2 separate regions of the Mus musculus genome follow, and region 1 is linked to region 2. Evidence: chromatin loops called from intact Hi-C (ENCODE). Cell type or tissue: left cerebral cortex. All regions are shown on one strand. Links, peaks and the distances in the headings refer to the core of each region. The heading gives the core; the rest is flanking DNA. Region 1 overlaps Lyst (lysosomal trafficking regulator). Region 2 overlaps Nid1 (nidogen 1).

Region 1 (16,639 bases), core at 5,941-10,940, 160 kb before region 2:
AATATGTATCACCATATCTAGCTACAACTATAAAAATTTGAATAGAAAAAATGATAAATCCTAAACTGATTTCACTTTAAATGACTGTTTCAAAAACCAATAACTTTGTATAAAGCAAAAGCTCCAATACCCTACACGCTTTCACTCATGAGTCACGCTAGCATTCCCATTATTCTTCCAACATATGCCTTTGTATTCTACTTGGTAAAAAAAATTACTAGTTTCTGCCAGTGATGTATTGCCAACTACTAATTACATCAAACCATCAATCACTCTATTTTCAACAATTTAAAGGTTGCTTTAAATACCAATTAATACCAACACATAATTAACTTTAAATCTTCAGTAAAAGTTATGAGAAAAATTCCATTAAAATCCATTCTTACTTTGTGTCCTCTTGTTTTTGCTATTATGAAGATATCCAAGAAGTACAATAAGGTCTTCAATCACTCTAAAATACTGTGTGCCTGAGGAACTGCAAGCATGAATTGTAACTGCTATGAAAAGCTGCTGTATATCACATGCGAGCAATTTGTATTCGTTCACAGGAATGCTAAAGTGAGTCCAAAACAAAACAGAAGATACTATAAGCAAAACAGCCGAAAAATTAAAAGACAAAGAACTGGTTAAACTCTACGCTACCAGCATGCAATGATTTAAGAACTGTTCATGTTTACTCTATACAGCAAGCAATATACCCTGCCCACTAGGAATGCAAGTAAGGCACATTGACTTCTGTTGAAAATACAGTCTTGTAGAGAAAGATACAGGTTAAGAGAGCAACATAAACAACAGCTAGAGATTAACACAAGATACACAGAGAACACTCACACAGGTTCCTGGTCTACATGAAGGGTGAAGGATAGGGTATAGCAACAATACTAAGGGACAGTGAATCTGAAAGAATCCATTAACGGCTCTGCAGCTCAGCTATATAAATGAAAGATATTTTAGAGATTATAAGCGTGAACTTATATTGAAGTTAAATTAAGGATAAACTTGAATATATATTAATCACTTATGAACACATAATGAGTATGAATCAATTACTCTGCCCACAAGCTTAACCTTGATGATCTACTCAGGTTATGACACCAGGCCCAAATACTTTATATTTAGTTTTTTCAAATAAGTAAGGGTTAGAAATATAACTTTCACAGGGACAACTAACACAGTCCCACACAGGGTCAATCGGGCTAACTTAGTTTTAGGAGAAACTGCTTTCAGAACAAACCTATAGGCACCTTCCCAGTTTTACCAATTTTATGCACTGCACTGCAATCAAGTCTAAATGTCCTGAGGAAACATAATACCTCATGTTTCTAGTTTTATTAAACATAAGCACATGAACCCTACAAACAATAAGTGCCCAATTAAAGCTGAACTTAGAGAGTGTAAGGAGTCTGCCTTTGCCCCAGACAATCACTGATATGCTCTGAACTCTACAAAAATATTGACAGCATTCAGTGCTTTGGCATACAACATGATGGTGCATCTTAAGATTCACATTTTAATAGGACACTAATAAAAATTGTTAAACTATACATCAGATGTGGACACCAAAAATACAAAATCTAATTATTTTTCAAAGCTCTTAACTCGAGTGGCAGCTCTTATCCCTTTGCCAGTGTACTTTTGACTACTAGAGATTAATTTGTATTAGCAGTGCTACTATATTCTCCATTGCTGTAAACTGCGCATGGAGGCAGTGTTGCATCAGCAAGTGAGTTCACTGAGCTGCTACAGAGCCCTCTGCTGTTTCTGAGCTCCGTATAGATCAGCGAGCAGCCCTATCTAATCGCTTCCTCAGAGACAACTGTGGAAGCTTGATAAACATCAGAGAGTAGCCTTACTGTCTTCAGTTCTAAGTACCCCAAAACAGGTCGTAGGAACATCCTATTCTTAGTCAAACATTATTCAAAGTGATGAAAAAAAATGCCATCTCCAACTTAATTTAATTCTGTGGGAAAGAAATTATTTGAAAGCATTACAAAATAAACCCCAACTCTTTAAGGTAACCTATTAACTATTTCCCCTTCTAACAATCTTATCAGATGTAATTTTAATTAACAGTTTAAAACTTACTTCTTTTCTAATCCATTCAGGGCTGCTACTGTATTACATAATACATAGAGTAGACCATTGTCCAGTAGCATGTCTGCTACCTTGGAACAAGAGTTTAAAACTTGCAGAAGAAGTAAAAGAGCATTGTGCAAGAGGACATTGTCATAGAGAGAGGTCTCTATTAGTCCGAGAACGGGAATGACAGACCACTTCTGGAACAGTTCCATGTGCTTCACTTCCTCCAGATCAAATCTACAATAAATAAGACACAGTGACAAGCGTGGGAGGAGGTGTCAATCACAAACTGGGAATAAATGCTTGACACCTCAAGCTGGTCTTTAAATCTAATATTGAAATTATCAAGAAACAGTGTTGAGAAAAAGAATTCTTAATTACAAAAAGATTACAGTTTACAATAAGACAAAATCTAAGATAAATGCATAAACACTTAGGTGCATACATATACAATTTCATAACTTCAGTGGACTCATTTGAATGCATCCATTGGCAATCTTGTGTCCAAAAAATGCCTGCTGTGTGGGACTATAACAAGTGTAAAGAAAAATTATTAGTTTACAAACTATCTTCGTGACAGTGAACTAGTAAAAATAGCTATCAAAAACGAACAAACCTCTCACTCCTGACCTAAAACGACCTGCCTCCGTGGTGTAGCAGTTTAAGTATTTCGTGGCGACACGCACACATAAGGGCCTGGATTTGATTGATCACCAGCAATACACACACATACATAAAGTGAACACAGTAAATAATTTAAGTCCACCAAGGTCTGAATTGCTCTACCACACCAAAGATGTATATATTTTTCTCTATCAAACAGAAAAAAAATTGTGCCAAACTGTTAGTTTCAGTGAACTTTTTCTTTTATCTTTGCACATATTGTTAGTCCTTAAGAATTATTACAAAGTCAAATCTAAGGAATCAGCAACACACTCAGGAATTCCAAGAGAAGGCTCTAAGGGACCGAGGGTGTCTCGGACGGGTCACAAATACCGCATCACTGAGATTACAGGGGCCACCTTTCTTTCAGGTAGCTTCTCATGTTAGTACTACATGTCAAATCTTCTCTGTCACTTTCATTTTCTACTGCAGTTATTAGTTTCCAGTTTCTAAATAGTGAATAAAGTACAGAGGAAGAAGTAATAAGAGAAAGAACATCAAATGTAAAATAACAAATCAATTCTCTGGGAGATGATTTATAGCAGACCTTTTCTGAGACCCAAAATAGTCACTAAATTTTATACTTAAGACAAAGGATCTGAATTATGGTGTAGAGAACTCACTCTTCATCCAGGCCAATCGGTCGACCAAAGAACATTTCAACAAAGCACTCCAACAACTCCTGAGTTCCCCTATGAAGATACAACTGGTTGGCTAATAAGGAAAAGCCACGGTTCTTCAGAAACTTGTCCTTTTGCTCCTTTGATGCTCTATTAATGTATGCATGTAACAGCTAAAGAAAAAAATTTAGATGTTAACATTTAATATATACAATTCAAACTGTATATAATTCTTATATTTGTAAGCTATTACCTTTCACTCACATACACAGACACATACAGAGAAAGCTAAAAACCATGTTACCTGCATAAAGAAATTAACTAGCACCTCTATGCTATTGGTGATTCTAAAGGAAGCTATTCACATTGAATATTCATTGCTTTGTCAGTACACTTAGTATGTACAACATATGGACAACTGTAAATAGCTGAAGTTTACATTAGAGATGACAATATATGAATATATACATATATGAATATATACATATATGCGTAAATAAAGAGTATGGCTAGAGGGAAGTAATCTGACATGGCAATCAGGGAGGCCTCTTTAAAAAGGAGATAACTGAGCTGAGACTGAAATGTTCAAAAATTGATACTACACCGCAGGAAAGAATTCCAATAAACTACATGATTCTTATAATTTTTGTGAAATAGACTTTACTGGTAAATTGATATAAAGCAATATATGAGAAAGACTTAAGATTAAATTGAATACACAAAATGCCAGTATGAAATAGCAAAACTATTGAGTGCTACTTTAAATAACTTTATTTTAACTTTTATTTTATGTATATGGATGTCTTATCTGCATTTACATGTATAAACTGTGTTTCTGGTGCCTGCAGAGGCCAGGAAAGGCTATCAGATGCCCTAGAACTGAAACTGCAGATGACTGTGGGCCACTATATAGGTGCTGAGAGTTGAACCTCGGTCTCCTATAAGAGCAGCCCAATGCTCTCAACTACTAAGCCAACTCTCCAAGCCCAATAGTTCACTATTATTAAATATGAAATAAGCTTTAAGTCTTAACATATACTAAACAAATCACACACATACTCATATATTCCTGATGAAAACGTCACTTATTAGTTCCTGCCCTTACTTTAATTACTCCTTGCTGGATAGCAGGTGATGGGTGGTTAACAAGGACTAGAAGAATATCTGCTTGAATAATCCTGTCCATCACATCTTCAAGCATAGCATCAGGCAGGACAAGAAGAACCCCACTTAAGAGTTCATATAATCCACAGCAGATAGGTATCAGACAGTCTTCAATGACACTGTGACAGAAACCAGAAAAGTCTTAACACAGCATCAAAAAGAAAGGCACATGAACAATACCCTAGGAGCCGCATTGACATGGCAAGACAAATGCTCAGAAGGTTTTAAAATGTTTCCTAATTTAAACATGATTAACAAACTTGCCTTTTAAGACAGAGGTTTTTCTACAGACAATATACTATAATACAGTATTCGTGACCACATATGCTACTTAGACTATCTGAAGTGAAATCTCCAGGTCCTGCACAACTCCAAGGGAAGGCACCGGCCCAGCATGGAGGAAGGAGGAGCTTATGATTCTCCACCCCAACTGAGCATCTATGAACAGCCAATGGCTTCTGAGGGAAGGTCAGCTTTTTAAAAAATGTGTGGCCCATAGTAGGGTGACCACTCTCCAGTGGATGGCAACATACTCATGAGTATATATGCTGCACAAATTGGACATGGTGGATTGTTCAAAAAAAAACAACAGAGAGAGAACATGAAGTGGGGAGTGGATAAAGATAGAGAACAGAACTGTATCTTGGAGATGTTTGGAGGTGTAAGAAATTCTCAAAGAATTAACAAATAAAATATATTTAGAAAAAACAATTCAGGCTCTCAGTTGGTATTACTTGGTATTACTGTAATATGATCAGAAGTGGCATAATGAAGACATTTCTAGTGCAGGGATTCTGAGACAAGAAAACATGAGTACCTGTGGGTGCTTGTGGCTCGGTTGTAGCTTGCCTCATAAGCAGGAGAAAAGGTAAAGTTCTCCCAGTCATCAGCATTCCTATCAACAAGACTTGGCCACCTGCTAGCAACTGCAGATCCATTCTGAGAGGGAAACGCCAGCCCAAGGCTTGCGACAGTGCTTTGGCTTCGCTGGAATGAGGCCAGTCCCTTGAGGTTGTCAGGCCGACGTGGGTAAGACTCATCCCCAGGACTGTCATCATCTGATCTGGGCTCTGTTCCCACATCTTTGTGATCTACTCTGGCCCTGGGGAACCTCGGTGATCCTCTGGAAACCCCATTGGCAGAGGCGTGGGCTCCAAGAAGAGCCTCCATTTCACAAACAGTCTTTGCAGACTCACAGCTGCTGATGAATGCTTCCTCTTTGCTTGTTTTCAGTGCGTAGGGTCTTCCTAAAAGATTCTGTTTCTCTGGGTTGGCATCTGCAATATTTTGTAACTTGTCAACACTAAAACCCAAACTTGCAGCCAGTTTTTGTGCTCGTATTAGTGGTAAATAAGTAGGAAATGCTGGTAGACTTCTAGATCGAACCATCTGAGCAGCCATCCGCTGTGGAACAATATTGGAAGAACTGGTTCCTAGTAAATGTAGACAGAAAAATAGTACTTAAAAATCTACTAAACAAATCAACAAGATAGATAAACTCTTAACCAAACTAATCAGAGGGCACAGAGACAGTACCCAAATTAATAAAATCAGAAATGAAAAGGGAGACATAACAATGAAGTATATCTTAAAATAACTATTCTGTTTGTTGAATATCAACAGTTGAAAGTATTAAAATCATGTTCTACAAACATCATGGAAATATTATTGATCATTTTTCTCACTGTGCTTAAAATTAGCATTTTCTTAATGTTTAACTTCAAAGAGTTTTTGCTATTTTGAAAAAATTTAAATATAGTTACTGATAAAATAATTTCTCTTCTAGAAACACTGATAACCTTTTTTAAGTAAACTGTTATACAACGTACACAGATATGTAATGCATTTTAAATACTCTCTCGTTATGTCAGGTGGTATATAAGGGTCATATAAGGGCTTCTAAATAATGATTCATTTTTAATATTTTATGCCCTTTTACTATGCTTAACTCCCAAAGAATATTTTGTATGTTTTGAAACAATTTAGTATTCAACATTAGATATAGGATCCTCAGTTATGGATAGTGTTAAATATTCATTAATGATATTTTTAGGGTACGAAAGGATATGAATATAAGAGCTGAACAAATTTTTTATGTATTATTCTCAAAATACTCAATATTATTAATATGTCTGATGTATAAAATGCATTTAAATAATAAAAAACTAAGAAAAAATCTACTAAACAGCACCACTTCTCTTCTAAAGTCACAACCATGCCACAGCCCACCTTGCCTTGCACTACTCAAGAATTATAAATGATAATTTTCCTAGCCAAAAAATGCTTAAAATTGGTATGTGCCCAAAATATTTTTCTTTTAACTACATTTTATTAAGCTTTCAAAGACATGTCATTTCCTGTTTCATTAATAAAGTATTGATGGTACAGCTTGAAGTCATTAGGATTAATGGTTCAGAAATTAGGTAAATTAGAGTGCAATTTAATTTCCTTAAGCCAGAAACAGGGTACAAACAAGACAAAGTGAAAAGAGCTCAGGCTTTGCAAGAAGACATGACTAATTCAAATAAAGGTTCTGCTAGTTCAGAGGTCACAGGTAAATCATTGAATTACTATATAAGTGGTAGTTTCTGAAAATGTACAATAAGAGTTCAAAAATGTCAACTCTGCAGAGAGTTTTTAAGGATGAAGAGAACTCGTGTGTGATACAAGTGACATTGTGCCTGGACTCTAACAGGTGCTTAATAAAAGGTGGCACTTGACATTATTCGACAATCGGCCCTCAGACTATTTCTGTTCTTTCTCCTCTATTTCTGCAGTTACTTACTAAGGAGAAATAATCAGCCCCCGTCTTCATAGCTCTCCAATGTAATGGTGACAACACTATGCTAAGGAGACCAGAAAAATCCCTTATGAGCATAGGACAAATTACCCGAAATGTGGCTGTGAACCAGCAGCAATGGAGCAGCAGCACCGGGCCAATAGCTAAGAATTTATATTCTCAGGCTCTGGCCTAAACCTGCTCTTCAAGAATACAAGATGGAATAAAGAGGTACACAGCAACCAGTGTTTGAATGAGATTCTCAGGTTCTTGTGTGCATGTTCACGTTTTATAACTATGTAGTGTAAATAGCTTCTGAAAGGACTATTTTAGAGGTAAAGCTTTGTGCCGATAAAACAGATACACAGCTTGGAACTCTTTCCTAGTAATTTCTTGATTTGGGCTGGCAGGCTAAAGTTACTAAAAGATTGTTCAAATAATCCAGAAAAATGGGGCATGACTATATTTGAAAATAATTCAGAATGATACAATTTTTAAAGACATTTCCTATAAAATACTAGATGGAACTAACTAAAACATAGCCTTAAATATTATAATAAATGACTATTAAAACAAACTCCACTGGATGTAGTGTTGGTAACGTTTTGCTGAGTCTGTAGGTTGCTGTTTTGTCCTATGGCAGTGTCCTTTGCCTTACAGAAGCTTTTCAGCTTCATGAGCTCCCATGTATCAATTCTTGATCTTAGAGCCTGAGCCATTGGTGTTCTGTTCAGGAAATTTCCCCTGTGCCAATGTGTTCCAGGTTCTTTCCCACTTTCTCTTCTATTAGATTCAGACAGAATAACTGAAATGCTTTAGAAAATAAACACAACTGGGGGTCTGGAGAGATGGCTCAGCAGGTAAGAGCACTGACTGTTCTTCTGAAGGTACTGAGTTCAAATCTCAGCAACCACATGGTGGCTCACAACCATCCATAGTGAGATCTGACGCCCTCTTCTGGTCTGTCTGAAGACAGCTACAGTGTACTTACATATAAGAATAAATAAAATCTTTTTTTTAAAAAAAAAGAAAAGAAACACAATTGGAGATTAACACCCATACATCTTATCCCGATTTCCTGTAGATCTACTTTGCCTCCAAGACTTAATAGATGTTTACAGTAGAGTAGAAGATAAGGCTGTCCTGACGATAAAGAGGACAGCTGCTGGTATGAGAAACACGTAGGGCCGGCCAGTTCATGTCCAGGAAATCTACACACACTATGTACTCTATTAAGAATAACTAAGAAAATAGGAAATTACTATGAGTTTAAAGACTTAAATACTCATTCTATGGAGAAAGAAAAGAGAATTATCTCTGTTCACACAGCAATTAAAAGCATTTAAAGCAGTGAAGCTGGCTGGCTGGGAACCACAGTTAGGCTTTTCAAGTCAACAGCCACAGGCTCAGATACTGAAGACAGCATCAAAGAAACTGCTGCATTTCTGGCTAATACCATAGCAGCCCAGGGAACTGGGGCAGTGTCAGAGAAGCCACAGACAGGAGGTTCTTAGAGTGGTCCAAAGGGATGACTGCCTCCTCTTCTAGCTACCAGAACTTCCAAGTGGATCTTCTTTCTAGAAGGAGGGCTAAAATCCCTTCTCCCACATTCCCCTCTCACTCTCATGTACTGAATGTGTGTGTGTGTGTGTGTGTGTGTGTGTGTGTGTGTGTGTGTGTGTGTATACACAAATTCGTTTTGACGGATAAAATTGGATTCTTTAAACATACTTTGGGCTAGATACCGTCATGTTATACTGCTACAATAAGCACAATCTAATATCCATGAATATTCATAACTGAAATAATATGAGCGGAAGTTTAATATTTGCTATGATTACCTTCAGGAGGAGCTGCAGTAAAGGCAGATGGGCTTATTACCAGGAATCCAGGGCTGGGAAAGGCTTGCCCTCCGCTGCTAGAATGCCTCAGGTACGCGAGTGACTGCACTTTCTCCTGAAAGATCTTGCCATCTGGAATTCAAAATGGTTTTGAGACAGCAAAAATTTTAGGGTAAAACAATAACAACAACAAAAACCTTTAAAAGTAAATCATTAGACATGAATTTTGACAAAAAAATGTTCAAAAAGAAACAAATAAGGCCTGCTCCATAGTATCAAATATAGTATGTAAGTATTCCCTTTATAATTTCTCACTTTGGATTTTGTGACTGTTAACTTCTACATTCTTTGAACTCCAACTGTCTTAACAATTATTTCTGTGGTTTCACATTTTACAGTTCCCCCTTACTGTGTAATTCTGATCTCTCAAAAATAAACTCTTTACCTGTTTATTCCTTGAATGCCTATATATTAAATTTTTAAATTTTAATTTATGCGTATGTATATTAGCTCTCACATGTATACCTAGAACCTGCAAAGGTCAAAAGAAGGTATCAGATCCCTTGGAGCTAGAGTTATAGGCAGTAGTAGGTAGGTGCTGGAATCTGTCTGAACTTAGACCCTCTGAAAGAGCAGCAAGTGCTCTTAGCTACTGAGCCATCTCTCCGATCTGTGTCTTATATTTTTATGAATTCTCTTCAGTATATGATATGAATCCTAAGTAATACTTTCAGTTTAATCATCCTTTTCAGGTTCATACTGAAATTTTCCATCTTGACTTTTTAAATGTACCATCAACATACAACTACATTATCTTTTTTGTTCTCATTCACACCTTCTGTTTATTCTCTGGATCTATCTAGTAACTCACTGCCTTTTATCCACCAACATACATTAGGGCTTTTTCCAGCACAGAGAGACCATTCAGTAAATATCAAAACAAATATGTATCGGCAGGAAAAAGACTAGAGTAGAAATGGCTACAATCTAACAATGATCTTACTCACCTATGTGCAAAGAGAAGTAGAAGTTTGTGGGATTGTGACAAACATAAGTATTAGTAGGAGGGTGTACAGCTAACAGGAAATTGAAAATAACTGTCAATAATTCCAAGTCTGGAGGAGAACCAAGGACTTCTGCAATGATTTTCACAAATGATCTACAAACTTCTCGGGGCATAGATGTAAGCTGCCCCTCTCTGTGTTCCTGTAAAAATAAAAGCCAAAATCTCTTTAGATTTAAAGAACTGTCAGCTAATATTTTTTTTATTTAAACAAGATAGTCCTCTAAAAGTCACTATTATTAGTGTTGGAGGTGCATATGTAGAGGTCAGAAGACACCTTGTGGAGTTGGTTCTCTTCTGCTTTAATGTAGTTCTGGAGATCGGAGTCATCAGGCCTATATGGCAAGCACCCTACCTGCCAAGTCATCTCACTGATATTCTTCTTAAGATAGAATATTGTTGGTTTACTACTCTAGTCTAACCATATTTAACATTAATCTGAAGTACTACTTTTCAACCCCAGTGATTTTTGCCATTATAAATTAATTACAAGTGATGGCAGTTTAATTCTAGCCCTCTTAATTTAGTTAACTGAACCAAGTTACACTGCAGAATTCAAGTGTGCAATGTGGCCCTACACTTACATTAACATTGCTATACTGTCTCTTTGTCTATATGAATATGCTAACACTAGTATGTATGCTCATTTTACAAATTCAATGACACCACAGAGAAACCCAATCTTGTAAAACAACAACAAAAAGTTTTTTTCAAGGATACAAACTCTTAGAACAGCACCTCAGACACTAAGCCATCTTGTAATTCAAAACGCTGTAGACCAGAAGAGCTTTAGATTTCAGGTTTTTGGATTTGGAGGATATTTGTACAGACTTTATAGATATGAAAGCCCCAAATCAGGAATGTTCGAAACTAAATTTTTTAAAGTGCATAAAGCCATAAAACTCTTAGTTCTTTTAACACTAGCATCACTGTTAGTACTATTATCCACTATGGCTACTAGATCTGCATGGACCTCTTGTAATGCAGCACACAAGTTACAGCAATATCCTGTGGCCCAGCTTGCAAAGTCCTTTCTCACAGTGGTTATTACAGTGGTCTTATCTTTCACTTCCAGAATATAGGCTTAAATGGTTATTTCACTAGCTTGAACCACACAAAGAAACAAATAATTGTACAACTATGACCAAACACAGGCCCCCAGTTTCTTTGTGCTGTGCTTTCAACTGCTTGGATTATAGAACTTAGTAGGATGTCACGCCTTACTAAAAATAGAGGCTGTCATAACTTGTTTATGTTCTTAAACTCCATCTCCTCAGAGGCTAGTAATTAACCTCCTGATTAAGGGCACAGAATATAAAACTGCCTTGTCTTCTGTCTCCATATGTCCAAATATGACACATAATTGTCCCTCCACTCCATTTACTGTTATGTACTGCTGAATCAGAGGATAATAAAGGGGAGCTGTTAATTTTGAGACAATTTAGTCATCAGATCACATAGACCCCTTTGAGGTATTGTCATAGTATTTAGATTTTAATGTAGCTTCCCAGAAGCCTGAAGCAGGCTGAGCCAGAATTTGACCTTGCTGCCACTAAGGAAATTATCTAGGGTGGAGCCTTCCTCCCTAGATCACTCTATTGTTCTGCCTTGGCTGCTGCTCCTCTTCAAGATACTGCTACCTGCTGAGAGGCCCCGGAGCTATTCAGGAGACTATGCCCCATCCTGCACATCATCACCAGTTCCATTATTTCTCAACCCGCCTAGGCTCCCTCTTTTCTCCCAGATTCCAAGATGCCTTCCAGGCTCGAACCCGGACATGTGAGCCGCTGGCAGGCCCCAACAATTTAACCCACCAATACAGTAAAGGTGTCAGGCTATAGAAGCAAAAGTACTGGCCTCACGAAATAGTAAAGATCCCACAGTATGTCTGGACTTATCTCACTTGACAAGATCAACATGTTTCAAACACTAAAAACAAAAACAAAACCTTGGAAATAGTCCAATATACCAACCAGGCAGATGAAAGGGCATTTGTAAAGTCAGGTCACAGCACAGACATAGTACATGAGTCAGTGTCACTTTTTAATATAGTATTTTAGGTATATATCCATATTGCTAGTTAACATATAAAATAGACTATGATTAAGTTTTATTTATTAAAAGCATACATATATGTAAGTTGTTATTTAAAGAGTATAGAGTGAGTTAAGGATCACTAACAGCTGATGTTCAGGAAACCACAAAATTATTATATTCCAATACAAAGAAACATGCAGAAATTTAGTAGCTGTTCTTTTGTAGTTTGAGCCAGAGAAGATGACAGTGTAAATAAAGATCAGGAGGCAAGAGCTGAAAGAAAACATGCTTACAGAGTAAGTAAGATAAAAGACAGAAAAAAATCCCATTGACCTGTGAAACTCTGATGTGCACAGCAGTAGGTTATTAAATAGAAGCTACTGCAGAAGATGCCCCTGCAGAGAAGCTACGGGAAAAGTACCTGTAAAACCTGACAGGTCAGTAGGAAGTGGTGAACCACGTGGGCGTTCAGCAACTGCTTAATATTAAACTGCTGCTGGTGGTGCTCTACCCGGATGAGGACTTCCAAAGCTGCTAGCAGAGTCTCCCACACACCTTGCTGAGAAAATAAACATGCACCAATTAGCACACAGTTATGGAAACATACTGTGGGCCTCTTAGAAGCCTAGAAACATAACTACTTAACGCACTGTGCATGGTCTACTTCAAAGCTTGAGTCTGTTGGTGTGGAGGGGAAAGTAAGTCTTAAAATTTATTCCATTCAGCTCATCATTACTTCAGGAAGTTCAGAGCTTTACACAGAGCATACACTTCTGGATTTACATTTAACATTAGCATTACACTGAAGCAGCAAAATTATCCTTTCCTCCAGCATGATCAGCGACTGTTAGAAATATTTTTTACTGATGATTTAATACTTTCATGCATGCATCTAATGTATTTTGATCATATTCACACTCCTCTGCTAACTCCTTCTAGATGTACCTCACCTCTTTCCTATCTCATGTCCTTTAAAAATGCTTATTTAGATGATTATATTTAAATGTCCTTTGGGGAGGGGAGGGCGAGAGGCCCAGTACACCACAGCATACACCCACACTACAATATTCCTCAACCTCAGAGGAGCAAAAACCATCATGAATGAATCCAGGAGGCATTATACTAATATAATCACAGACCCTAAAATACCATGGCAGTTGTGAGGATGGGGAGAAGAAAAGAGGCCTGGTGGGTACAGAGCTCTGCCTTATAATATGAAAACTGTGGAGGTGGTTGTTGGTGATGGCTATGTAATATCGGAATGCAAGCAATGCTTCTAAATAAGGTACTTAAAATGATCAGGTTAAGCAAACCCAATGCTGCATGTACTGTACATCACTATGCAGATGAAATAAAAGTATGCATTACACACCTCTGCCTTATTCCATATCTTCCAGTCAAGTAACAGTTCCTGCAGCAGCTTAACATCTTGGATTATAGCATGAGACTCAACATCCAGCTTGAACTCTCCATGCTCACTGACGTGGATAACTTCTTCACCGCAGCAACCTTCAAGAAGGGTCTACAGAAAATTAGCATTAGTGTAAATTTCAGTAATGACTGATTAACTAAATATATGTTTACCAGAATTATCAAACTTTTCAGCTCAGCAGTCATACCATCAAATTGAAAAAAAGAAACTAGAAAAATTAAACATTTCTCCAAATATCTGTGTTATAAAGCAATTCAACTTAGTTGCAAATCATAAATTTCCAAACATTTATGACTTTTTATTTCAAACACAGGATAAAATACCTACAACTCATCTTGATTTTATTTTTTTGCAGTGCTAGGGATGGAACCTATGGTATGCATGTTAAGGATACTAAGCAACCTTCTAGCTATTGATTTATCCTTCTTGTCGCTCAAAGAAGATGGGAAGGAAAGAATGTAAGGCCTACTACAATTACATCTAACCACCACCACCACCACCACCTTCTCCACCACTGTCACCACTGTCACCACCACCACCTCCTTCACCACTGTCACCACCACCACCTCCTTCACCACTGTCACCACCACCACCTCCTTCACCACTGTCATCACCACCACCACCACCACCACCACCACCACCTTCACCACCACTGTCATCACCACCACCACCACCACCACCTTCTCCACCACTGTCACCACCACCACCACTATCACCACCACCTTCTCTACCACTGTCACCACCACCACCACCACCACCACCACTAACAACAACAAAATAACAGAAATCAACAATCACTGGTGATTGATAACTCTCAACATCAACGCTCTCACTTCCCTAATCTTTCATAATAAAAGTCCTGGAGAGATCAGAGATAGAAGGGACATACCTAAAATATAATAAAGGCAATATACAGGAAGCTGATAGCAACATCAAATTAAATGGAAAGAAACTCAAAGCAATTCCACTGAAGTCAGTGGTAAGATAAAGGTGTCCACTTTCTCCATATCTGTCCAGTACTTAAAAGTTTAACTAGAGCAGTAAGACAACTGAAGGAGATCAGGGGATACAAGTTGGAAAGAAAAAAGTTAAAGTACTATTAATTGCAGATGATATGATAATATATATAAGTGACCCCAAAAATTCTACCAGGAAACTCCTACAGCTGGTAAACACTTCCAGCAAAATGGCTGGATACAAGATTAATCTGAAAAAAATTTTTATTAGCAGCCCTCCTATACAAATAACAAGTGGACTGAGAAAGAAGTCAACACCTTTCACAATATCCTCAAATAATATAAAATATCTTGGAGTAAGTGTAACCAAGTGTAAACAATCATAAAAGATCTATATGATAAAATCTTCAAGTCTCTGCAGAAAGAAACTGAAGAAGATATCAGAAGATGAAAAGATCTCTCATGCTCATGGGTTGGTAGGATTGGCAAAGTAAAAAGGGCCATCCTACCAAAAGCAATTCAGATTCAATATAATTGCCATCAAATTTCCAATACAGTTTTTCACAAACCTTGAAAGGACAATTCTCAACTTCATATGGAAAAACAAAAAGCCCAGGAAGAGCTAAAACACTCCTGTGCAATAAAAGAAGTACTGGGTGTCCTAGTCCCAATCTCAAGTTCTACTATAGAGCAATAGTCTTAAAAAATCTACATGGCACTGGCAGAAAAATAGGCATGCTGGTCTTCGGAACTGAACTGAAGATGCAGGCATAATCCACACACGTAAGGGCATCTGATTGCTGATAAAGAATTCAGAAATACACACAAGGAAAAAGCATCTTCAACAAATGATGCTGGTCTAACTAGATATCTGCATGTAGACAAACACAAATAGATCCATATTTATGACCCTGCACAAAACTCAAGGCCAAGTAGATCAAAGACCTTAACATAAAACCAGATACACTAAACCTGATGGAAGTGAAAGTGGGAAATACCCTCCAACACAATAGAACAGGGAACTACTTCCTGAGCAGAACATCAATAGTGCAGCCACTAAGATCAACAAAAAGTGGGACAATGTGAACCTGAAAAGCTTCTGTATGGCAAAGGACACATCATTCGGAAAAAGCATCAGCCTATAGATTGGGAAAAGATTTTATAGTAACTCCATATCCAATATATATAAGAATCATGATAGCAAAATAACAAAGAATTTAATTAAAAATGGGGAAACGATCTAAACAGAGAATTCTCAATAGAGGAATCTTAAATGGCTGAAATACACTTAAAGAAATGTTCACCATCCTTAGCCATCAATAAAAAGTAAATCCAAATTACTTTGAGATTCCATCTTATACCTGTCAGAATATCACAAGCAACAGTTCATGCTGGTGAGGATGTGGAGCAAGAGAAACACTCCTCCATCACTGGTGGGAGTGCAAAAAATATTGAAATCAAAATGGCAGTTACTTAGACAGTTGTAAATCAATTTCCCTCAAGACCCAACTATACCACTCTTAGGCATATACCCAAAGGATACTTCATCCTACCACAAACACACTTGCTCAACTATGTTCACCTTGGCTTTATTCACAATAGCAAAAAACTGGAAACAATCTAGATGGCTCTTAAGAGGAGAATGGATAAAGAAATTTACACAATGGAGTATTATTCAGTTGTCAAAAAAATTATATCCTAAAATCTGCAGGCAAATAGAATTAGAAAAAAAAAATCATTCTGAGTGAGGTAAATCAGACCAAGAAAGATAAATATGGTATATTTTCATTTATAAGGGGATGTTAGTCATAAAGTAAATGATAACCAAACTATAACCCATAAACTCAGAGATGCTAGGTAAAGAGGAAGAGACAGGAGCAGAGGGGATGCAGAAATCTCCTGAGGAAGAGGTGGAAAGAGTTAAGAGCCAGAGGGGATGGAGGATACCAGGAGAATAAGGCCTTTTAAATCAGCCAAATAAAGTGCATATAAGCTCACAGAGACT
Region 2 (16,639 bases), core at 6,514-11,513:
AGGATACCAGCTTTTATGGCACACAAAGGAGAATAGCTTGAGAGGACAGGGCTGGTGGAAGAGGGCAGTTCCTGGGGTACATAAGCCCTGTCCTTGGAGGGCAGCCAGACTCCGGGCTACTTCTCTTCTGTTGCATGGGCACATTAGCTAGAATAGCCTTGTGAGGCCAGACAGCCACATGACAAGGGTCCAAGGAGGGGGTCTTTTAGGGCAAGACCTCAAACATATAAGTTTAGGAGAAATGCATTTCAAATCCTGAGACCTGGGAGGGTCACGTTAACCTGAGGGAATGCAGCTGCTTGGCCTTTTATGAACTCAACCTGGGACATGTTCCATGGGTTCTCTGTATCTATTCAGCTGGCTCTGTTCTTTGAAAGAGACTGACCCCACACCTTGCAATTTTGGATTGTCTGCAATTTGGGTGTGTCACTGTCTCCTTAAATCAGGGCCACTGAGGGCAGCTTCCAAACACAGTAACACTGGTTCTGTTCTGATTCCCAGAACTCACGTAAATGTCTGGTGGCATGACAGCCAGCCTGCCATTCCACCCTCAGAAGGCTGAGATAGGGGCTCCTGGGGCAAGCTGACTAGTTAGGCCAGCCAGATGGGCAAGCTCTGGGCCTGATTTAGAGACCCTATATCAGAGAACAAGGTAGAAGTGTGACTAAAGAAGAGTCCTGACACCAACCTCAAGTGTCCACAGGCCTCACATGCACACACCACACACAAACATAAACATATACATGAAAAGAAAAATAGAAACAGAAAGATAGATGGAACTTGAGGAAATGACACCTGAGTTTGTTCTCTGGCTTCCACATGCTTAAACACACATGAGCAGATGCAGGCACACATGTGACACATTCATGCACACCTGTGTGCATGTGTATTTGTGTGTTTGTGTACAGAGAGAGAGAGAAAGAGAGAGAGAGAGAGCTACTTCCAACAGATAGGGCTCTATTTAAAAAAAAAAAGCAGCTTTTCTGGCCCTTTGCCAGCCCCCCTCCCCCATCCCTGCCTCCTGCCCAAGGCAAAGAGCTTCTGTGGCTATGTGCAAGATGGAGGCTTTGAGCGTAGGCCAAGATGGTCATGTAGCAGAGTAGAGCTGAGTGCGTGTCTTCTCCTCAGTGTCCTCAGTAAGTGCAGGGTGGAAAACCCCAGAGGCAAAGGGCCCCTAACTGTGGAGAAGCAGGAACTGCTGTAAATAGCCACCTACTTTGTTAAAGGACCTAAGTACTTTAGAATGGGACTTCCCGCTTTGTCACACAGCAATGACAACATGCAGAGCAGACCCTGAGCTGGCCAGAGTAGACAACACAGGTTAGACGCTAAGGGGCAAGGTGCCACCAGGTGGTCCTGCATCCTCTGTGGGCACAGCAGAGCATCAGCTGACCTACTAAGCCAGGTGTCTGGGAACATCCCATTCTCAGAGGACAAAGGGCCAGGGACCCACCCTTCACTCACATCAGCCCAGTCACCACAGCTTCCTCTTTGTAACTTCCACAGGTACCTTCATTACCCCCAGAAAGGAACTGCTACAAGGCCCCAGACAGCCATGCTTGCTGCAGCCCTGACAACAGGGTAAGCAGACTTAGCTCCCAGAGGGACCACCTGCAGTATGGTCTCAGAGCAGCAGCCGATGGTCAGCCTGGTAGAGAGCCTGAGGAGGGACAGAACAAATGTGTTCCCTCTGGCCCGTGTGTGTCTGTGCACACCTTCCTGTCCTAAGGGATACCACTGGAGCGTGACACTACCCAGCAACCACAGCCGCTGGGAAGAGGAACCCAGTGACTTTCCATTTTCAAAGTTCTGTTACTGGCAGTTCTCGGGGGAGATCTTTCCTCACCTCACTCTCAACTAGAAATGGTTTTAATTGTAAGGGCATTGTGTGCTTATACTGGAACATTCTAGTTACAGAAGAAGACTCTAGACGGTGACAGATCATAGCCCCCTTTCACTCAGAACGCTACCACTGTTGCCCTCCCTGTGGTGGGCCAGCCTAAGAATTCCTGGGACCCCCTTCCATGGCTGTCCTGAGTGCAAATATACATAAACCAGCCAGGTGTGGTGGCGCACGCCTTTAATCCCAGCACTTGGGAGGCAGAGGCAGGGGGATTTCTGAGTTCAAGGCCAGCCTGGTCTACAAAGTGAGTTCCAGGACAGCCAGGACTATACAGAGAAGCCCTGTCTTGAAAAAAAAAAAAAAATATATATATATATATATATATATAATCTTTGATTATACAAAACCAGGTCACATAGCAGACACCTTTCTATGGCCTCCTTACTCATTTGTCTCTGTGTCTTGGTCATTCCCCAGTATCACTAAAGATGAATCCACCTCCTGTTCGTGTTCAAACTTCTTTTTAAGGACGCTGTTTATACAAGTGAAATCATCTAAGCTATAGCTGACCTGGGGAATGGGGAATTATTGTTCTACAACCAAGTAGAAACTGTCAGACAAACACAGTCTGGAATCCCAGCCCACCAGTAACATTTCACCTTCATAGGTGACACTGGGCTCAGATGCTGTGTGAGCAAAATGAAGATTAGGGCCAGAATGTGGTAACTGCTCAAGAGTTACTACCCTTCTAGGGTAGAAGGAGATGGCTGGGTCTGTAAGGTATTTGCTTTGCAAGCCTAGTGCCCATCTAAAAAGCTGAGCATGGCACCGAGTTTCTGTAGCCACAGTGCTAGGCAGGGTGGACATAGGCAAACCCGTCCATCTGACAAGCCAGACTGGACAAATCAATGACAGGTTCAATGATAGACTTGGCATTGAACATGGACTAAAGTGGAGAAGTGATTGAGGAAGATACCCAATGTTAGCCTCTGACATATACATGTACTCTGTGGGAAGCCGTTGCAGAGTGGCAGTTGCAGAGTGGCAGTTGGCTACTGCTGGCCACCACACATACATAGGCAGTGAAGGTTCTTTTGCCAAGACAAGTTAACCAATCAGATGTGAGACACACCTCTCCTAGGCCTATGTAAGCAGCACCAGTTCTGGGCTCAGGGTCTTTTCGCCTCTACAATCAAGCTCTCCCAATAAACGTGTGCAGAAGGATCCTGTTGCAGCGTCGTTCTTCCTGGCCAGTTGAGCGCTCGCAAGAAGTGGTGCCGAAAACCCAGGAAAAGAAACATCTTCAGGCATGAGCGAAGACCCCCTGCTACAGGGAGGATTCAGAACTGCATCACGGGGAAGGAGTGGTTAATAAAGGTTCCCGTAAAACAGAGTTCTGAGAAGGATCCAGCGTGGATTCAGAACTCTTCAGCTGGGGAACGGTGGTAATGAAGTATTCCTGCAAAACAGACTGCTGAGAAGGATCCGACTGCGTGGATTCAGAACTCTTCAGCTGAGGAACGGTGGTACCGGGTGAAGAAAATCCACTTTGGGTTCGTGAAAGATCAAGATGAATCCGGAGATGATCCTGCTCCTGATGATTGAGACGGGGATAAGTATACCTTTGTGGGCCATAAGTTTGCCCTAGGTCATTTAGCAGTTACTGTCACACAGTACTGCGGTATCCAAAGACGGGCAACTTTCCTCATGCACAGACCAACCTAAGACACGGGGCCCAGTGGCGATAGGGTTACCCTATGACGGGAAAGGCTGTGACATTAGAGGAACGACCTAAAACAGGAGCCACGGCGGATGGACATAATTGCACAGGCCTAGACCAGCCTCATTTTATTAAAACAAAAAGGAGGAGATGTGGGAAGCCGTTGCAGAGTGGCAGTTGCAGAGTGGCAGTTGGCTACTGCTGGCCACCACACATACATAGGCAGTGAAGGTTCTTTTGCCAAGACAAGTTAACCAATCAGATGTGAGACACGCCTCTCCTAGGCCTATGTAAGCAGCACCAGTTCTGGGCTCAGGGTCTTTTCGCCTCTACAATCAAGCTCTCCCAATAAACGTATGCAGAAGGATCCTGTTGCAGCGTCGTTCTTCCTGGCCAGTCGAGCGCGCGCAAGAGTACTCTGCCCACTTATGAATGCACACACACAATTTCCAATGATCCTTTTTTCTCTCCACACATTTTTCTTAAAATCAATATTTACAGATTTGTATTTGGGGACTCACACCATGAGATTGACATTTCATGAGCTTGCATATTGTTCTTTCTCACACCATAAGTACCATAGACACCCCAGTGCCGCTGCATTCCGGCACTTATCTTGTCAGATTGTGTTGTTTGTGGTTATTTCTACAAATAGCACCTCCAAGCATACTCTACCTCTTAGAGTAGGGATGGTGGAGCCCATTCTTGGTATAATAATGGGACCAACTAGAAAGCCAGCTTTCAGTCTGAGCTTCCTGCACACCTCTGAAAGTGATGGTCAAGGCCAGCTGTGTTCACAATCTTCTTGACAGACTTGCTTGTTGGGGATTGGTTCTAATGCTTTGAATTAGCCCAGCCCCCAAAATCAGAAATCTGCGTTTTTCAAACACTGAAGGTCCTTGTCTCCAGTTGGTTTTTGATTGATCAATGGCCAATAGCTGGACAGGCATACTGAGGCAGGATCTTTAGATTTTCAAAGGAGAGAACTAGGAGAGAGGACGCACAGATCACCAGGACGGGGAAAAGGGAAGATAAGACCTAAAGGCCCACCAACATGTGAGAATCAGGGAAAGTGGCCACACATGCCACTTCCCCAATTGTGTTTGGGGTAGCAAAGATGAAATCTAGATTTTAAAAGATATTAACTCAGAAGTACCAGAGGAGAGTGTTTGCTAGCAGCGAGAAGGATTAGAAATGCCCAGCCATTAACAGTCAAGGCATGTTAAAATTAACTGGCGTGTGTGTGTGTGTGTGTGTGTGTGTGTGTGTGTGCGTGTGTGTGTGTTTCATTTGCAAATCTGGATAGCTCTTGAGCAGGTGCACACATGTGACCCATTGGGAGCACAGAGCGGTTAACAAATTTCCGTTATACTTGCTACTGTGGCTTTCCCAGGTTGGTGCTCTAAACCCACTTCTAGCATTTTTCTATTGAGCAAAATCTTGGCCCAAATCTCTTTTCTCCTAGGAATAAGTTCCCATTTAAATACCCATTAGAGCTCTTGTTTTCTCTTTTGTGTGTGTGTGTTTTGTTTGTTTGTTTGGTTTTGGTTTTGGTTTTGCTTTTTCGAGACAGGGTTTCTCTGTGTAGCCCTGGCTGTCCTGGAACTCACTCTGTAGACCAGGCTGGCCTCGAACTCAGAAATCTGCCTCCCAAGTGGAGCTCTTGTTTTCTGAGCATCTCTGTTTGTTGTCTTTCCACTGGATACATGGTGTCCAAGTAGCTTGGGCTTCAGTGATCAATATCCACCTTCAACAGGATATAGCTTCTTCTAAATTCATCTTCATGAACTATAGCTGGAGCACCCTGCACTTGGACCCTGTTTACTTGGAGCAGTTACAGAGGTGGCAGGGAAGGCCCCTGGCAGAATTCTAAGTCAGTTGTTTTCCTGACTTAAATGGTATCCTCAGTCCCCAGTCCCTTCCATGTGTGTAGGGTGTGTGTGTGGGTGTGTGGGGGTGTGTGGGTGTGTGTGGGTGTGTGTGTGTAGGCTGTGTGTGGGGGGGGTGTATTGCAGGCAGGATCAAATGGTCAACTTTAGGTTCTCTGAGGCAAGGTTTCTGATTGGCCTTGAACTTGCCAATAAGGCTTGGCTGAGTTGGTTGGTCAGCCTATCTCTGCCTATGATTATATAATTATGGGCACTTTTTGGTTTTGTTATTTGGTTTTATTGAGACAGTTTCTCTGTGTAGCCCTGGCTGTTCACTCTACAGACCAGGCTGGCCTCAAACTCACAGAGATCTGCCTGCTTTGGCCTATGTAGTGCTGGGATTAAAGGAGTGCACCACCGCTGCCTGGTTCCTGCTGGCTCTTTTATGTGATATCTGGGAATCAAACTCAGGTCTTTAGGCTTGAGTGGCAAGCACTTTACCAACCGAGTTCGCTCTCAGCCCCACCTTCCTCCTCTTAGCAACAGCTGACTATCCCATCATCCTTTGAGAATTGGTAAAGTGCTTTCAGGTACATATTCTCGCCAACCTCTCAAGCATCTATACACACCAGCTGTGTTCTATAGAGATGGGCATCAACTGAGGTGGCAGTCGGCAACAGTGGATGAAGTTGGTCTATCCCCCTTAAGGTTCAGTGTTTTTGTTAGTGTATTAGTCAGCTGAAGGTGCTGAAACAAAAAGCCACAGCTGGGCATCTTAAACAACAGAAGAGTATTTCCCTGGTTTTTGATATCAGCGTTCAAGGTCAAGATGCTGCAGGGTGGCTTTGGAGGCTGTGAGGGGACTTATGTGTTAGGCTGCAGGTATCTCTGGGTCTCCATACCTCTTATTTATATCACCCTATCTCTGTCTTCCTCTCTTAAGAAATTTTCTGTGTGTACTATCTTTGAGTCCACTTTCTTCTTTTAACAAAGACCCTGGTCCAGTTGGGTTAAGGCCTATCCCATGATCTCATCTTCATTTGACTATATCTGAAAAGACCTTATTTCTAAATATCACATTGTGAAGTATTGGGGTTAAAGCCATGCCTATCTTTTTGGCAGGCTACAATTCAACCCAAGGCAAATGTTAAGGGGTTAAAATGGCATTTTATGAGTAGGGATGATGACTCTGTGGTTAAAAGAGCTTCCAGAGGATGAGAGGCCAGTTCCCAGCACCCATATTGGTAGGTTCACAATCACCTAATTCCAGTTCTAGGGGATTTTATGCCCTCTTCTGGCCTCTGTGAGTACTGTGTATATAGACAGACAGACAGACAGACAGACACACACACACACACACACAAATGCATAAACATTTTAAATTTATTGTTGAAAAATATGTGGTATTTTACATTTATTATAAAACTGTTCTGTTGGTTGCCCCCAGCACCCCAGCACGTGGGAGGAGAAAGCAGGAGGGCCTGGAGGTCAGGGTCATCCTCAGCCACACAGAGATCCAGGAGGGATGGGCTGCAGGAGAGCCTAGTCAAATAAACTAACGTAATTAATCAGTTACTATTGGACTTGAACACAAAATTCATGTAGACTTGTAAAGACAAACTATGAAGTGCTCCATCAATCTCTGGCTTGGGTAGGCTCAAACACACACACACACAGTGTCCTCGATGCAATGCAGTACTTTGCCCCAAGACTGTCCTCCAGCTGGAGGCTACCATCATATTGACCACAAAAGAGGAAACAGTCAGAAGGGAACCAATGGTCTTGAAAGACTCCCAGAGGAGCCCCTCGCTCAGGCCTCAGGACAATAGCAGACATCCAAGAACTCACGATAGACCGAGCTTGTTGCAAACCACATGAGGCTTTATTGGGGAAAGCCAGAGCTCTGGGGACAACTCATATCCCACGCTGGGGTAGAGGAGTCGACCTCGAGGGGAAAGAGGTCCCAGTTTTTATAGGCCCTCGGGAAGAAAGGAGAAGTGGGGGGAGTAGGGGATTCCAGAACTAAACAATGTCTATTCTCAAGAAATGGGTATGGGAGGGGTACAAGGAAAGAGTCTGGTGCAGGTGCAGCAACTCAGGATTGGCCGGGCTGTGGTTGCTGGGGAGATTTTCTGACTCTTTCTCAGCCACCAATATCACAAACACCTGGCAATGGGCTTCATCAGTGGGCACACACATGAGTCAAGGAATGGTCAAAACATTGGCAGACACACAGATTCAAGGAGTGGCCAGAGCATTGTGCACCTCTATTTTTCTAAATCAGTGAAGCTAGTTCTGCTAACACTGACATCTATCTTGCCAATGGGCTTCTGTGACCTTTTACATTCTGTCAGGATCTTTCAGTCTCAACAAAAAACAAAAAATAACTTCATTTGGTTCAGTCAAAGCAACCAGAAGGTTAGAGGTTTCTACGAGCTGAAGAATCATCACAAAAGGCCCTCTGCACTGTCACCATCAAATGATGGTCCTACCTAATACTAAGAACACCGGCAGTCTGGGCTAGGAATGGAGTTCAGTGGTAGAGTGTTTGCCGAGCATGCACAAGGACTCAGGTTCAATTCCTAGTATACAACTGGTGACACCTGAGTGTGCTCTCAAGTGACACTTGAGACTTACAGCCTATTTTTCTTTCTGGCTTTGTTGACCCAGTTTCACTACTTTGAAGAACATGTTGTATTTATAAGATGCTAACGTGTGTTTCTAGTGCCAGTCTCCGAAGGTCTCATACTCGTCCGGGCCAAGCCATTTTATTTCTAGCAAGCTTCATTCAAATTCTTGTTCACTGTTAAAGGTGACTTCCCACGGGAGTGGCCACTTTTGATAAAAGTTTATCCCTTTTAAACTTCTTCCAGAGTTTAACCCCCACTGTGAGGCATGGAGCAGTTTCAGAATAACTAACTCCACCTTTATGTTTTACAGGTCGGCCTTTGGGAGGTGACCAGCATGAGTTAAGGTCATCTTGTGATGCTTCGTGCATTGAGCGGCTCTGACCTCTTGTGGTCACATTTGGAACTGCGTTGGCAAACCAGCGAGATTTCAACTGAGAGGCTAGCTAGGCTGAAAACAGGCTGAATGCTCTCTATGCTCATCGGTGCCCCTCTTGAGAGGCAAGTGTCCAAGAAGCCATTCTCAAAGTTCTCGAGCTTTCTGGCACTTCCATGTCTTAATTTCTGTGCCATCTTAACAAGGATCACTTTGTAGATGTCCCTCTTTCTTGCTAAACTCCTCTAAGATTTTGGCTGTGGCCTTTGAGCTCCACACCCTGGTGAAAGAGGAAATGAACAGAGATAGTTTTGCTACTAAAGGATCCTTAACCTCCCCTTCAGAACTGTGATCTTCAGATGGGTTTGTTCGAGAAGCCTCTAAAAATCGCACGGATGGGGCTGTAGCTCCGTTGGTAGTTAGTTACCTAGCATTCACGAAACTGTGGTTGGATCCCCAGCGCCAGGATCGCACAAAGCCCAGGCTGACCTTGAACTCACTGTGTAGCCAAGGATGGCCTTGAACTTCTGATCCTTCTGCCTCCACCTCCGAAGTGCTTGGATTACAGGATTCGGAGCTAAGAGCTAAGGGTCAAACCCAGGGCTCCACACACATGCTAGCTAGTCAAGCTTACATCCCCCACACCAAACAAAACAAGAAGACCAGAGTTCGATCCCCAGAATCCATGTTTTTAAAATAAGCTGGCCATGGGGGTTGGGAGTCGGGGGAGCCGGCCTGTTGGGGTTGCAGAGGTAGCTCAGCATTTAGGAGCACTAGCTGTTCTTCCAGAGGACCCTGGTTCAGTTCCCTGTTCCCACATGGTAGCTCACAGCTGTCTGCAGCTTCAAGTCCATGAGATCTGGCACCTTCACATACATGCAGGCAGAACACCAATGCACATAAATTTAAAATAAATATATTATTAGTATAATAAATAATAATATAATATAACAATATAATGTAAATAATAATAAAAGTTTGTGCACGCTTTTAATCCCAGCACTTGGGAGGCAGAAGCAAGGCCAGTCTGGTCTACAAATTAAGTTCCAGAACAGCCAGGGTTACACAGAGAAACCCTGTCTCACAAGAGAGAGGGGGTGGGTGGGGAGAAAGAAAAGAGTGACAGGTCATCTGCAAAGTCCCTTCCTGACAGGATCCTAAGGAAAGCCTCATAGTCTTCATAGGACTAGTCAGCTGCGACAATGCCCAGACCAGTATTTTGCCCTTTTTAGGTAACTAGGAAATTTGGCTTTGCAGTAAAACAAAACAACTTTATTGCAATATAAATATAATATAATAAATATGCAAAGCTCATAAGGCTGTACATGACAATTTTTAAATTATAGTAAAATATTGTTATGTAATATATAAACATGTATACATATTGTATACATGTATGTACTACAGAACTGGTGCCATGGCACAGGCCTTAATCCCAGAACTGGGAGATGAGGCAGAAAAATTGTGAGTTTGAGGCTAGCCTGAGCTACACGATGAGCTCTTAACAAAGTAATTAAACAAAAGAGAATATATAATTCAAAAGTTTCCCTTGTAGCTATTTTAAGTGCATACTTCAGTGTCATTAACTACATTTTAAAAATGATGCAGCCCTCCCCAACCTATTTCCTAAAGCTTTTTATCACCTCGAAGACTCTAATTATTAATAATTCCATTCTTCCTCCCTCTACCTTCTGGTGACTTAAAATCTACTTCCAGTTTTGTTTTGTTTTAATTTGCCTATTCTAAGTTCCTCAAGTAAGTGGAATGATCTAATACCTGTCCCTTAGCCACTGGTCTGTTTGTCACCGCACAATGTCCTGGAGGTTTGCCCATGCTGTTGCATGTAGCAGAACTTCCATTTGTTTTCACAGCCAGGCTGTATGTATGTGCAGTATCTGCAGATAACATGTCTCATATGTTGGCAGACCTGTGAGTCATTTCCACTTTTCAGCCTCCATGAAGAATGCAACAAGGAAGATTTGTTTGCTCGTGTCTGTTCCAGCCCTCCTTTCAGCTCTTTGGACACAGCTTGAAGTGGGATGGATGGCTGGATCGTGTGGTCAGTCCCGGATTTTGTCTCCCATGGGACCTATACCATGTTATATTCCTGCCAGCAATGTACAAAGACTTCATTTCCCCATATCTTTCTTGGCAGTTCCCTTTTTAAAAATAGCCTTCTGGATATGAGATGGCGTCAAGTTTTGGGATTAATTTGCATTACTTTAATGACTAATGATAAGGACATTTCTTTCTGAGCTGGGGTCACACCCAGGGTCTCGTGCGTGCTAAGCAATCGCTGTACCTCTGAGCAGCATCCCAAGCCTTGAGCATCTTTCCATGTGCTTATTGACCAATGGTATATCTTCATTACTGGAATACTTATTCAGATCCACCATTCATCTTTGAACTTTGTTCTCTTGGTTGTTGAGCTGCAAAAGATCTTTATGTTCCTTGTCTGAAAGAATTACAGGGATGGAAATGGAGAGGAGCCTGAGGAAAAGAAGGTCCAGCAACAGGCCCAAAGTGTGATCCAGCTCAAGGGGAGGTCCCAAGGCCTGACACTATTACTGAGGTTATAGAGACCTCACAAAAAGGACCTATCATCACTGCCCTCCCAAAGACCCAACAAGCAGCTGAAAGAGTCAGATGCAGATATTTGCACCCAACCAATAGACAGAAGCAGCTGACCCGAAGCTGAGGAGAAAGGCCATCCTGTAGGACCAGCAGTCTCAATTCATCCGGACCCCCGATATCTCTTAAACATTGGACCACCAAACAGACAGCATACACCAGCTGATATGAGGCTCCCAACACACATACAATAGAGGACTTCTGGGTCTGTGTTCATTCAGAGATGATGCACCTAACCCTCAAGAGACTGGAGGCCCCAGGGAGTTTAGAGGTCAAGTGGGGTAGGGGGGTGTGGGCATCCACGTGGAGACGGGTGGAGGGGGGAGGAGGTGTGGGATGTGGAGCAGACGGAGAGTGGATGGGGGGGGATGAAATATGGAGCGTAAAAATAAAATTAAATTAAAAACAAAAAATAAAAACACAAAAACAAACAAAAAGACTAATGCATTTTTCCTTCCTGTAGGTCGCCTTCTGTTCTCTTGATGGCTTGCTTTGATGCACATCTAGTTTTTGCTTCTTTTGATGTTTTCATGGAACCAAGCCAGTCAGTCTTTCAGCACAGGGTAGGGCAGGGCCTATAAACCCAAGCCCTGACTGATGTGAGAAGCTATTGGCGGTTCTGGGGGAAAGGTAATTTTTCCTTAAGGGTGTGGGCCCAGTAGATCAATCTTGTCCCAGTGGTTGTACCTATACCCAAGAATATAAAAGCGGTACGAATTGGACTTGATGGGTAATTTTAAAACAACAAAAAAGGAGAGGACAGGAAGTTGGGATAGCATGGGAGTGGATCTGGGAGGAGTTGCAGGGGAAATGAGAAGTAAACATGAGCAAAATATGTTGCATTCGCCTATGAACGTCTTAAAGGATTACTAAAATTTTTTCTTTTAAAAAGCATAGCCAAATTGTGTTAGAATATATCAGATGTTTGGAGAGCAGAGTTCTCCATCCATCATTTTCCCGTGATGAGTCCAGTAAACCAGACCATGAATATATGTTACTGCCCCAAGATCTTCCTGCCATGGTTTAAGCTGTTTGGAAATGGTACGCTTGACTAAGGTTGAAATTAACTGCAACTGACTAGCCTCTTCCGCACTCTCTCCTGGGTGTTTCAAGTATTGTTCATTAGAATAGGTGGATATTGTATAAGGGCCCAAGACAGCTGCTGATTCTGATGGAGGGATAGGTCTTGGAGATTCTCTTTCTAGCATCTTCCTATATGCCCTCTGGATAGAACACTGAACGATGGCCAGAATAAAACACTGAATTTTAGTTCTTGTACAGGGTATCTCCTACAAACAACATTCACAGGCAGGCAGATAGGTACTCGTTATTAGTACTGAGGACATAGTGTCACAGGGACATCTCAAGTATAGATTCCTTGCTCTGTAGCACTGAGCTCTGAGAACCTTAGTCCTACCTGGGCCCCTTCCTCAGTCCAACTCAGAGACCATTCACCTCCCATTATGGGGACTCTGGGTAGTAGCACCTCCCATTGGTGAAATGGAAACAGATCAGGTCCCATGCCCTGTACCGGTCAGGAAGTGTCCTTCCTCTTTCTGGAGAGAAGAAGGGTGTGGCAGCTTATCTCCACACTGGGGCAGGAAATAAAGTAAGGAAATAGTGGAGACTAAAATAAGGAAAATAGTGGAGACTTAGGAAATAGCTGTTTTGGTAGATTGTTTGCCTAGCATTCAAGAAACCCTGGTGGTTGATTCGATCCCCAGCCCTGCCTAAACTGGGCCTGGGGTAGTACTTGAGTGCTCCCAAATACTCAAGGAGATAGAGACAGAAAGATCAGAAGTTCAAAGCCATTCTTAGATACACTGAGAATCTGAGGCTAGTATGCTATATGAGTTCTTGTGTTAAAAAAAATAAAGGGTCTGGGATATAATTAATTTTAAAGCCATTCTCTTCTGTGAACTGTGTGGCTAATGAACAGCGTCTTAGGTAAAGCCTTAGGTTTTGTCTTAGGTAATGTCCCCTAGGTTTTGTCAACCATTAAGTCTCTGTTTTTCCACCATGAACTAGCTCCAACATTATGCTATGGTAGCATATGCTTTTGATCCCAGTTCCCAAGAAGCTGAGGCAGGAGGATTGAGAGTCTGAGGTCAAGTCTGGGCATCAACACTGCAACACCCCGTTGTGGAACAAAACAGCAAAAACACATCAAAATAAGATTTTATTTTTAACAGTTGTATTTTAATTATTTTTTTTCTGCACTAATATTTGTACAGCTGTAAACTTGAGGAATCATCCAATACTTGTATACATCTGGAGAACCATTAATAAGCACCTTCAGTGGTTTCCACAGCTTAACAATTTACCATGTAAAACATTTTAGAAGGAATCTAGTAAAAATGAATAAAAGTTATAAAAGATATATATCATGAGGAACATGACAAAAAAAACTAGGGGTACTTTATGAGGGTGCATGAAAGAGTCACACGTTCCCTAAACTTTGTGATTTAAATTCCAATTATTTAAGTAAAGACTCCCTCCCAATTTAGATTCCCAGTCCAATGTAAGCAGGTCGAGGTGGAGGTAGGAGATAGGGTTGGGGGCTGAGTACAGTGAAAGTAGAAGAAAAGGAGGTAGGGGGCTCTGTTCCCCAAGAAAAACATCAGGCCAAGTTCTTTTATGTCTTCAAGGATAAACATTCTTTTGGCAAATGTGCCACTTTTCTCTGAAGTTGTTTAAGGCTTTTAGTTTTAGCTGCCTTTAAGCCTCTCCACTGCTGTTTCTTCTGGGATTTTCCATCCCTGTTCTCCATCCTTATCCACCACTTGTAATAGTTCTGCCTGAGTCTTGTCTGTGCCCTCACCTTACACCATGCAAACCGAACTTCTGATGCTTGACTTCCAATCCAAAATTATTAATCCTTTGAGTGTCTAGGAAGCAGTGGAAAACAGGAGATAGATAGAGATAGATGACAGATAAGTAGAGAGATAGGTGATAGATAATAGTAGATAGAAGGAAGAGAGAGGGGACAAGGGTTGTTTTGTTTTTTAAAAAGAAAAGAACAAATGATTACTAAGTTTATACTGTTGTCCCTAGAATGGAATCAATAACACAGACACCTCAAAACAGACAGGAGAGTAGCTATGCATCTGGCCAGCGGATATTTTTGAAACAAATCACAGACAGAAACATGGAAGGCAGCAACAGTCCCTCAAACTATACTGATGATCAAATAAGGATCCGAACCACTACTAGAAATGCCCAACTAGATCTTCCTAGATTGTGTCTTCAGATGAGGATCTAGTCAGAAAGGGCCACAGAGAGAGGGAGAAACAGAGACACAATTCTAAAGGTGAGGGACTATGACTGGACACTACTTTGTCAAAGTCCTACCCCAACCTGAGCTCCAGATGACTCTCCATGAGAAGACTTGAAAACTGGTACCAGGAGTGGGCTGAAGATTCCCATGACGTCATAGACCAGAAACTAATACAGGTACTTTGGCAAAGAAGAAGAATTTGCTACAATTCAAGACACATCAAGATAATAATCTCCTATCTTCAAACATCTTGACTTCAAATCCCTCTCTCAGGACTTTTCCTTGACTTACCTATGTGATTATCAATGGCCACTGCTGAAATGCCAGGACTTTGTAATTTGGGAGGGGTTGCTTTTTACCATCTACCAAATACCATGAATCCCTGGAATATGGTTGGGTTTTGATCATATGGCAGAGAAGGCACTGAAAGCAGTCTTGGGCAGAATGAAGGTATACAACAGGAGAGTAGTTAGATGGGAGCATAACCAAGAGAAAAAGTATGACCTTGCCTAAGCTGGATCTGGGTGGTATGTTGAGAAACTGGGTAATATCTGAGTTTGTAATGCCACCAAGAAGTAGCCTCCTTAGGTCGCTAAGGCTCTGCTTACCATGGGAGAGTCTAGAATTAGGAAGAAGTCCTATGGCTCTAGAATGGACACATAATTTTTATCCTGATTTTTTTTTTGGAAGGGACTCACGTAACTCGGGTTATTTCTAAACCCTGCTATACAGACAAGATAATTGGCCTTGAACTCCTGATTCTCCTGCCTCTGCCTCCCAAGTGCTAGGGTTGCAGGCATGTACCACTACCCTTGGCTTTTTATCCAGAACTTTATAAACTTGTCTAAAGACTGAGATCAAAGGGTGTGTGTGTGTGTGTGTGTGTCCTGCCCTCATGTTAGGGTAGAGATTTTCCCATTACTGAGCTAAAGGTAATTGTTCTAGGGAAGGTTAAGGAGAGGTTGTGAGAGCTCAGGCTAGGCTAGATCTGGGCCTGGTGGTCATTCCACTGCAGGACACTTTTCAGTCTGGATCAAGTCACTTCAAGTAGAGTGTTACTATGAAATACTTGGAGAGGGAACAAGGAATTCTTGACATCATTTCCGTTCAATGCAGTCAACTCCCAGGGTGTTGTCAGGACATCGGCAGGTCCTGCTCCCTGGAGTGGGCAAGCAGAGGTGGGTACATCCACCATTATTCACTGAGCAGTAATTGTGGCCTGGAAAAGATGGAAATCAGCATCATAGTCTTACCTCTGACTGACTTGGTACCTACAGCAGGCTCCCCATTTACCTCCTTGTGGGCTCAAGGAGCCAAGTTGAGCTGCTGTTTGTTTCTTTATCATAAATAAGACAGGCAAGTACATGTATTCCTGACTTGGAGGTGTGTGATAATCTTGATTATCAAGTTGGTAGAATCACAACAGAAATACACCTCTGGGTATGTCTATAAGGAGGTTCTAGATTAAGTTCCTTGAGGTGGGAAAATCCAAGAATCCTTCAGGAAGGGATATCCAGGCTGAGATACCTATAGGAAGCAGGCCCATGGATGTACTTAGGCCACCCTGATTCTCTTAGAGACTCTGAGTGTTGACCTCCATTCAGCAGCATGGATGTTACCTTGGGGACACTGGGACAGGGCGATGGTGATGCCATATAGCCGGGTCTGCTTGTGTGGGTGGAAGGTATCCATCTCTTTGGATATAGCAAGGTCCATGGCAATCACTGAATTCCTGCAAAGCACAAAAGCACAGGGAGTGCACATGCATCTGATGTTCTCCATGGGGTCAGGCAGCCTCTTCTGTGGCTTGGAAAAGACATGGTGGTCTTGCTCTCTGTGGATCTGTTTCTCCCTCCCCCTAGGCTGGGTCAAGCCAGTAGTTCACTGGCTTTTTTAAAAAAGGGCCAAAACAATCTAACTCTCCCCTCTGCTCTAAATTCCAGGTGACATATAGCCTCTCTTAGCCAGCTACTTCCTTGGTGTGACCCTCCATTTGAGGACGGTCTGATCCAGAAACAGCTGTGAAAATATTGCAGTTTAAAAACTACATTGATGTAGAGGTATGACATAATCAAAGAGACCTCCAGCCATGTGACCCCAGGTAGCTCAGGAAGGCCCAGGTTTGGGTATGATAAATGGCTCCTCTGTTCCCTCTAAGATTAGACAGCCCTCTTCCTCTACCCTCCTCCATATCTGACAGCCAGGACAAAGGGGGATCACTGGAGGGTCAACAGTCAGGAGAAAAGACAAGAGGCAAAGACCTCCATAGAGACAAAGGGAAGGGCATAGTTTGGCCC

The links. Hi-C counts contacts between places; a loop is a spot of excess contacts. Peaks named below come from ENCODE experiments on the same cell type or tissue, not always from the same donor. Only the 100,000 strongest peaks of a DNase experiment are listed, where the experiment ranks them.
Region 1: a loop joins it to region 2, with 2.2 times the contacts of the local background. A loop is called at or near these places in 2 of 42 quality-filtered maps.

Annotation. Positions count from the first base shown.
Region 1 is chr13:13,666,969-13,683,607 of GRCm38, reverse strand. Lyst (lysosomal trafficking regulator) reads right to left here. Exons shown (of 53, transcript NM_010748.2): 19 at 13,619-13,768; 20 at 12,668-12,805; 21 at 10,154-10,352; 22 at 9,147-9,278; 23 at 5,344-5,959; 24 at 4,468-4,645; 25 at 3,366-3,535; 26 at 2,086-2,316; 27 at 387-553. Among named protein-coding and RNA genes, the nearest start is that of Gm30836, 84 kb to the right of the region's middle. In left cerebral cortex, for the core only: no CTCF peak of the experiment used is centred there; no DNase peak of the experiment used is centred there.
Region 2 is chr13:13,508,868-13,525,506 of GRCm38, reverse strand. It overlaps Nid1 (nidogen 1), which reads right to left. Exons shown (of 20, transcript NM_010917.2): 19 at 15,962-16,074; 20 at 13,232-15,561. The coding sequence ends at 15,440. Among named protein-coding and RNA genes, the nearest start is that of Lyst, 73 kb to the left of the region's middle. In left cerebral cortex, for the core only: a CTCF peak has its summit at 8,457 (motif pointing left); DNase peaks (open chromatin) are centred at 8,462 and 8,884; H3K4me3 peaks cover 224 bases.